3 separate regions of the Homo sapiens genome follow, and regions 1 and 3 are each linked to region 2. The links are chromatin loops, found by intact Hi-C in ENCODE. Cell type or tissue: heart left ventricle. All regions are shown on one strand.

The links. Hi-C counts contacts between places; a loop is a spot of excess contacts. Peaks named below come from ENCODE experiments on the same cell type or tissue, not always from the same donor. Only the 100,000 strongest peaks of a DNase experiment are listed, where the experiment ranks them.
Region 1: a loop joins it to region 2, with 8 times the contacts of the local background. A loop is called at or near these places in 76 of 110 quality-filtered maps.
Region 3: it touches region 2 in a loop (13-fold over the local background); 31 of 110 quality-filtered maps call a loop at or near these places.

Annotation. Positions count from the first base shown.
Region 1 is chr3:159,271,328-159,273,827 of GRCh38, reverse strand. The region is part of intron 4 of IQCJ-SCHIP1 (IQCJ-SCHIP1 readthrough); the gene reads right to left. SCHIP1 (schwannomin interacting protein 1) reads right to left here and starts at 584. Exons shown (of 8, transcript NM_014575.4): 1 at 1-584. The coding sequence starts at 7. RefSeq lists a silencer at 1-101. In heart left ventricle, no CTCF peak of the experiment used is centred here; no DNase peak of the experiment used is centred here.
Region 2 is chr3:159,804,303-159,806,802 of GRCh38, reverse strand. All of the region lies in intron 4 of IQCJ-SCHIP1 (IQCJ-SCHIP1 readthrough), which reads right to left. The region is part of intron 2 of SCHIP1 (schwannomin interacting protein 1); the gene reads right to left. It overlaps LOC101928351 (a long non-coding RNA gene), which reads left to right. Exons shown (of 4, transcript XR_007096144.1): 2 at 1,875-2,092. Among named protein-coding and RNA genes, the nearest start is that of IQCJ-SCHIP1-AS1, 37 kb to the right of the region's middle. In heart left ventricle, a CTCF peak has its summit at 1,468 (motif pointing right); a DNase peak (open chromatin) is centred at 82; H3K27ac peaks cover 1,570 bases.
Region 3 is chr3:159,321,054-159,323,553 of GRCh38, reverse strand. All of the region lies in intron 4 of IQCJ-SCHIP1 (IQCJ-SCHIP1 readthrough), which reads right to left. The region is part of intron 1 of SCHIP1 (schwannomin interacting protein 1); the gene reads right to left. Among named protein-coding and RNA genes, the nearest start is that of MIR3919, 40 kb to the right of the region's middle. In heart left ventricle, a CTCF peak has its summit at 1,031 (motif pointing left); a DNase peak (open chromatin) is centred at 1,023.

The sequences.
Region 1 (2,500 bases), 530 kb after region 2:
TCTCCATGGTGCTGAAGAGTTACTCTTGCCCATTTGAGAGGGAAGAGTTGTTTATTCAAATTGGCTTTGAAAGAAATCCGTAAAGGGTCACCTGGGTTAGCTAGTAAGGTTGTCTAAAAAATTTCTATAACACACACTAAATAAGTGATGCTTTTGCCCTTCGGTTATCAACCACCATGCTCAAGCAGCTCAAAGTAGATTTTGGAGCAGAAATCTTCAAGTATTGGCAAAAAAGAGCGAGAGCTTTTTGGGAGATGAAGTTTGCTGATTTTTGCCAGTGTTCTTCAAATTGATAAAACACACAGAGAAGACAAGGCTACTCGGAGAACAGAGGATTCCAGAAAAGTTCTTGATCTTAATGCAGAAAAGAAGATCCCATTAGTCCAAAGCAGCCGATTCACTTCATGCTATCATCTGATCTACTTTTCGATTAAAAATAATACAATAAAATAGAGTTAAGAATTCCACAAGGCACTGCACACACCATGTAAACAGGTCTGCCTCATTCTCGCCCCAGCCTCGGTCTGCTGAAGATTATCACAGCAGAAATCAGGCTCTGTGGCTTTCACAGATTATCTCTTTCTGAGGCTGAAACGTATAAAGAGCCACATGACACCCAATGATGTCATCTCTAAAGCAGGTCACAGTTGCTGCTGTATATAGATAAAGTCCTTCTAGTGAAGTATTTAGCATAGTGATTTTCTTGAAAATCTACTTATATTAAATAGCATGGTCTTCTATCAAAATACTTAACCCTATCGATACAGTGCCATGAAGAGAAAATCAATTTGCTGCTCATATGTGAGATGAAGCCTCCCCTTTAAGCTAAGATCAGCTTCTGGTACTGCTTTAAAAAATGAATAACTGCCATTAATTTGTGGTGAATATAGTGAAGAAGGGCTTTTCCCTGGAGAAGCTGCTGTGGGAACTAGAGGCTCTCTAAGGATATAGAATCTACTTCTAAACACCTCTCAGAATATTTAGCATGTCCAAAAATTATTTTTTAATTCAATCCATAAAGATTGCAAAATAAAAATTAAGGAAACCATCTTCAACTTCTAACAACAGTTTATGTAACAAAATTAAAAAGTTATATAAACATAAAAACATCTTACTATCTCTGAAACGATTGGAGTATATTTTCAAGTGTTGGTTAAAGAAAAACGTTCTTTAACTCACTATTTTTAGATGTTTTTCAGTTCTGAATAAAGTAAAAATAGAAAATTAGCTATATTATTACTAATCTGCACACCTAACTGGTAATTCATAGTACACATATTCTTTTAAAGAATGTTTAAATGAGCAATGTCCATGATCATTCTTTGCAACATATTTTTCTCTTTCTATTTAGTCATATGCCATAATTTATGATTTTCAGCCATAATTGTCATTTATGCCAGTTAATAAATTATCTAATCCCCTTTCATGCCAACTAAACAATTCTTATAGCCCAAGTGAAGAATAACTTGAAACTAATCTAATTAGTGCTTATTAAATGTATTCCCTCCCTTAAGGCCAAATGGATCAAACAAAAGCAGCTTTCCTTTAAGAGCACAGTATTCTGTCATATTTTTGAGAAAAAACCATAAATCTGAGGAGAAAACAATTTTCCACACAACCAGTGCCACTGAACAAATTCTATTAAAGCAATGGTGATTGTTCTGGCATCTCATCAGGAAAATATTGCCTCACCAGCTTCTCACCGCGTATCTAAAATATCCAAATAAAAATTGAGAATGCTAAAATATCCAAATAAAATATCCAAATAAAAATTTATTTGGATAAATTTTTATCCAAATAAATTTATGCTAAATATCCAAATAAAAATTGAGAAAAATATCCAAATAAAATTTGGAATATTTTATTCCAAAGGCTAAAATATCCAAAAAAAAATTGAGAAAAAAAATTGATCATCTAAATGTTCTGATCCACTTCAGTTTCCTAAATAAAGCAGATATTTTTGGTCAATTTCTACAGTTTAGTATTTTCTACACTTTAACAATGATGAAGATTATCTGGGGAATTTTTAAAAATTTAAAAGTCCCTGTAATCCCAGCACTTTGGGAGGCCAAGGCGGGTGGATCAAGAGGTCAGGAGTTCAAGACCAGCCTGGCCAAGATGGTGAAACCCCATCTCCACTAAAAATACAAAAATTAGCCAGGCGTGTAGTGGGCACCTGTAATCCCAGCTTCTCAGAAGGCCGAGGCAGAAGAATCACTTGAACCCAGGAGGCAGAGATTGCAGTGAGCTGAGATCGCACCACTGCACTCCAGCCTGGGCAACAGAGTGAGACTCTGTCTCAAAAAAATAAAAATAAAAATAAAAGTCCCAGGCTGCTTCTCAGATATTCTGACATGATAGATCTGTTGTGGTTCTGGAATATGCATTTTTATAAAAAGTTCCAAAAGTAATTATTATTTGGAAAACTCTAATTAATATATTACTATATAAAAAATCATATAAAAATCAAACTGACTAAAAAGTATTTGTGATTCTTAAA
Region 2 (2,500 bases):
AAAGATGGTGCATGCCTCCACTCCAGAGCAGGTCTTACAGGCACCACGCGAGTGGAGGGCCCTGCTCAGGAAGCCCCGCAGCTTCTCCAGTGTGAGCAGCAGCCCTGCCTGCCAAGACTGAACAGCTGTCAGGATTTCTACAGCTGTGGCTGCTGCTGTTCCCCAGAACTCGCCTTCAGCTCCCAGATTGAGAAATCCTCTCTGTCCTTTGGTGCCCTCCACAGCTAATGGCAGTTAACTTCTAATATTGGGTTTGTGCAAAGTTTCTCCAATCCTGAAAGCTGCCACATTTCACGCTTGAATTACAAGTCAATTAAGAGCAAAACAAAACAAAAACCTATTCTTTCTTGTCTTGAGTCATTCTATATTATAATTACCATGTTGTTGCCTTTCCTCTCTCTTCCTAACCCAAATCATGAAGCACAGGAGAAGTCCTGTTACCTGCCACATACAGACCAAAGAAGAACCCATTCTAACACAGCTTTGCCTACTGCTCAAAGAATTCACAGTAGCAATGTTGATCTGCTTATAATAAAAAATTCTGCTTTCTCTACTGACCAGATAGTGGGTATTCCACAACACAAAAGCAGCTGCTTAGATGTGTATTTGGGGTTGTTGGAATATTTTCCCATTCGTATAACATGCAGCTTCAAAACACAATTGATTGCTTAGTTGTCCTATTAGGAATACAATTGGCCAGGCGCGGTGGCTCACGCCTGTAATCCAGTACTTTGGGAGGCCGAGGCGGGTGGATCACCTGAGGTCAGGAGTTTGACACTAGCCTGGCCAACTTGGTGAAACTCCATCTGTACTAAAAATACAAAAATTAGCTGGGTGTGGGTGGCAGGCACCTCTAGTCCCAGCTACTCGGGACGCTGAGGCAGGAGAATTGCTCGAACCTGGGAGGCGGAGGTTGCAGTGAGCCGAGATCGCTCCACTGCATTCCAGCCTGGGTGACAGAGCGAGACTCCCTCTCAAAAAAAAAAAAAAAAAAGGAGTACAATTAAGCTGGTAGAGCTGATATTTATAAGAGAAAGCCATGGCTATGGAAGGGGAGAGGAAAGGAGAGCTGAACAACAGTTGGGTCTTTCGTTTACTCATACAAGTGTTTACTAAGCATGCAGGAGTTCAAGGTGAGGAGCTGGGTGTTTTGCACTTAGGCCCCACCCTCAAAAAGCACACCCTCTGTCTAGAGAGAAAGACACACTGTGGATGACAATTTACAGGTGTGAAAAGGACTACAGAGAGTGTTCTGAGGTTGCTGATCAGCAAGGTGAGGGAGGCCTAAGTCTTACAGTGTCTTTGGAAGACTTTCAATTAAACTCACTTACTCATTAAAGTACTTCTAAAGGTTTTAATTTGCTTACAACCTCCTTGTGTGTGTGAGTGTGTCACAGCCGCTGTGATTCTCATGAGAGGTAAACCCATGCCTCTGGATTCTAGAGCCGATGCTTTCCTCAGACACTAGGGGTCAGCAGCTTCCAAGAGTTGTGAGTCAGGCTAGGAGCCCCAGTTCCTTGGGTGCTGCTAGGAGTGGGTTGGAGCTGATTCTCAGAACAGCAGGAGTCTAATAGGCACTGTAGTTGCTCTTCCAACACCACTCTCCTTCTTTTAGTAACTACCTTAACTTTTATTTGAGCACCTTCAATTCCTCCTGCAAAGCCCAGGTGCTTGGGGGAAGTTGATCAGGTGGTAGGGCTTGTGGCTCATTATCCCATCCCCTGGCTCCACTTACGGGTTCAAGGATAAACACCACACCCTATTTGGGCCAATGAGATTGAGGAGAAATCTGCTGAGGATGACTGGGAAAATAGTTCCTGGCTCTTTTGAGAGAGTTCTTGGAAGTGACCATTTCTTTTTCTCCCTCTCCCTAGACAGTGATGAATAAACTCAAAGGAAAGGAAAATCATTTGGCAACCGGAAGGTGTGGGAGGATAGCTGTAAATGAAACTGACGGCAAAAAACAGAGCAGAGAAGTTTAAAGAAAAAAAATAACAGCATTCCTGGTGATGCCCCATTGGGCCAATGAAACAAACACATTCTGAAGCCTTTCCTAACCAGGAGCCAACCAATCTCATCACTGTGAAGCCAGGTTAGTTTGGTTTTCCATGATTTTCATCTGACTGAAGGCATCTCAAGTATACACCGAGGGGACAAAGGCAAGCTTTGGAAAATGTGGTAGCAAGTGATCTGCAAGCTACTATTTAATAAACTTTATGCCAGCTCACCCTACCCTGCAGACATCACAGCAGCAAATAAATGAGAGGGAGGGGACCCAGAATGCTTAACTGGGGAAGAAAAACTGAGGAAGACATTGTATACTCATGGCCTGCCTCTTTTCCAGTTGGCTGAGAAGCCCTTTTTATTAATTTGTTCCATTTCCTTACCATGTCCTTAGCAGTGGAGATATATTTTTTGGAAATGTATTGATCACAATTATATTTCCTTACACTGGGAGGACAAGGAGGCTCCCTGCAACAGACCTTTGAAAGTAATGAAC
Region 3 (2,500 bases), 480 kb after region 2:
AAAATCAATTACTGCCCATGCATAGACAGACTACGGTGAAACTATTAACAAGAAAAAGGTATATAAATATGTGTGTACACAGACCAATCACCAAGACATATCATTAGAAAAAACCCACAAATTCTAAAAAAGGGTGCAAAGCAATGCTTATGGTATACAACCATAGATGCCTACATATCTCTAAATTGGTACAAATGGTTATTCAGAGAGACAAAGTGGGAGACTAAGAAATAAAACTAGTATGCAAAATTACTGTGCACCTGTATCATTTATTTCTTTTGGCTTTGGTATTATCTGTATAATTACCTATTTAAATATAATCTATTACTTTTTAAAAATCTAAATTTGCAACATTTGGAATAAGGGGAGAGCAGTCATTTCCCCATTGAGATATCCAAATTAGTATATAATTTTCAGGCTTAAAAATATGGCAACATATTACAAAAATAATTTTAATGCCAATCTTTTGAGTAGAGAAACCAAGCTAATCAAATACCACACATCTTCCCAGTCCGCCGCTATCAGGAATGCTGCCCTTGCAACAGAGTAGTTACAGTTGGAGCTGTGGGTGACAAAGAGGATATTGCCCATTAACTGTGATGGTCACTGAGGAGTCACGGACAGAAATCTCTGGTATTCCTAACTTTTATTACTCTTTCAGAACAGAGTTCCATAGCCTCATATCTGTTCAATAACAACCACATTATTATGAGAGAACTTTGTTGCTCTGCCAGCCTTTTCTTTTTTCCACCTCAGGAAAGGCCAGACACCCCGCATCCCAATTAGTAGAGCAAGGAAGGACTAGGGAGGATGTTAAAAGTGCAGATTCCTGCCCTGAGCCAGGTTTAACAAGCATCCTGGAACATTTTTGTGCCTAGTGAAGAAGGCAACCCCACCCCACCTCACACTCCAGAATAAATTATCTAGTGATATTCCTTTCTAAGGAATGGGCTCAGCTGGGGACAGGCCAGATCTTAAGCCGAATATTTTTTCACTTGGCCGTAGACTCAGTTGCGCCCCCTGGCGACCCTGCGGTGGTGAGTGGCATTCAGCACTCTGGGTGGGTGGTGAAGTGGAGGATTGATTCCTCGTACTCTGACAGCAGAGCTGGGTTATCAGAAAGTTAGCAAAATGGGCCAGAGATCCCATAGCTTTCAGTAAATTTCAAGAAGTCAGAGAGACTATATTAAGACAATAGTATGGTCTGTTTCCACCTGATAATTTTGATTTTATGCTGTTTTCACAGCCCCCACACCAAAAAATAGGCTCTGCAGAAAATAAATTTGGCTCTGTTTTGTTGACTGACATTGTTGAAACACCAAAATGGTGTCTTCCACACGGTGGATGCTCAGTTAGACAATTCAGGAGCACTAGTGTCTCACACTCAAGGTTAGGAAACTGGACTTAGCTTCTGTTAGCTAATCAGTCAAATCTAGTTCTCTAATTCTGCCCCCAGTGCTATCAAGCTTTAGTATCTTCTGCTTGGACAAAGTGATATGAACTACTGGCAAAGATGTAGCCTGTAATACTGCTTTCCACACAGATAAAATGCATTTAAAGCAAAAGATATGTATTATCTGACTAAAATACTGCTTAGAAAAAGTAACTCATGAAATATATATTCCTACTAACAAAAAGAGTTAGTAATATAATTTTGAAATAACACTGTTTTAAGAGGTTTATTAAAAGAAATTCAAAATCTTCATTATTTTATAACAATGTTTAGGATGCATGCCATTATCTAGAAAACGTTAAAGATGTTCCTTTTTCTTTACCTGCGTAGGTGATGACTTTATCTTTTCTAAATAGTACAGATTTATTTAAAAAGAAAACTAAAAGCCAATACAAATAATCATTTTAAAAAATAAATAACTCGTCATTTAGCATTAGGTAGAGTTTCTGCCCGCATGGCACATGTATACATATGTAACTAACCTGCACATTGTGCACATGTACCCTAAAACTTAAAGTATAATAATAATAAAATTTTAAAAATAAAAAATAAATATCCACTGCTTTATACTTCAATTCTTGCCTGAAAAATTAAATCACTGGTGTAATTTCTTAATATTCAAATATTTATCTTAACAGAATCTGCTTCATTAAAAAGAAGCAGATTATGTTCAACCATCTCTGGAATATCAGAAGTATTTATTTCTCAGCTTCCTAGCTATTTATCCAGCTGAAATGCAGAGATTTTGTCATTGCAGAAAGGAGAAACTTCTCGTTGAGGACGCAATGAATACATGAGGGAGAGGAGGTGTTTCTTGTAATTAAAATAACCACCAAGTCCAGGCATGGTGTCTCACACCTATAATCCCAGCACTTTGGGAGGCCAAGGTGGGCAGATCACCTGAGGTCAGGAGTTTGAGACCAGCCGGGCCGACGTGGTGAAACCCCGTCTCTACCAAAAATGCAAACATTAGCTGGGCGTGGTGGCAGGTGCCTATAATCCCAGCTACTTGGGAGGCTGAATTGGGAGAATTGCTTGAACCCAGGA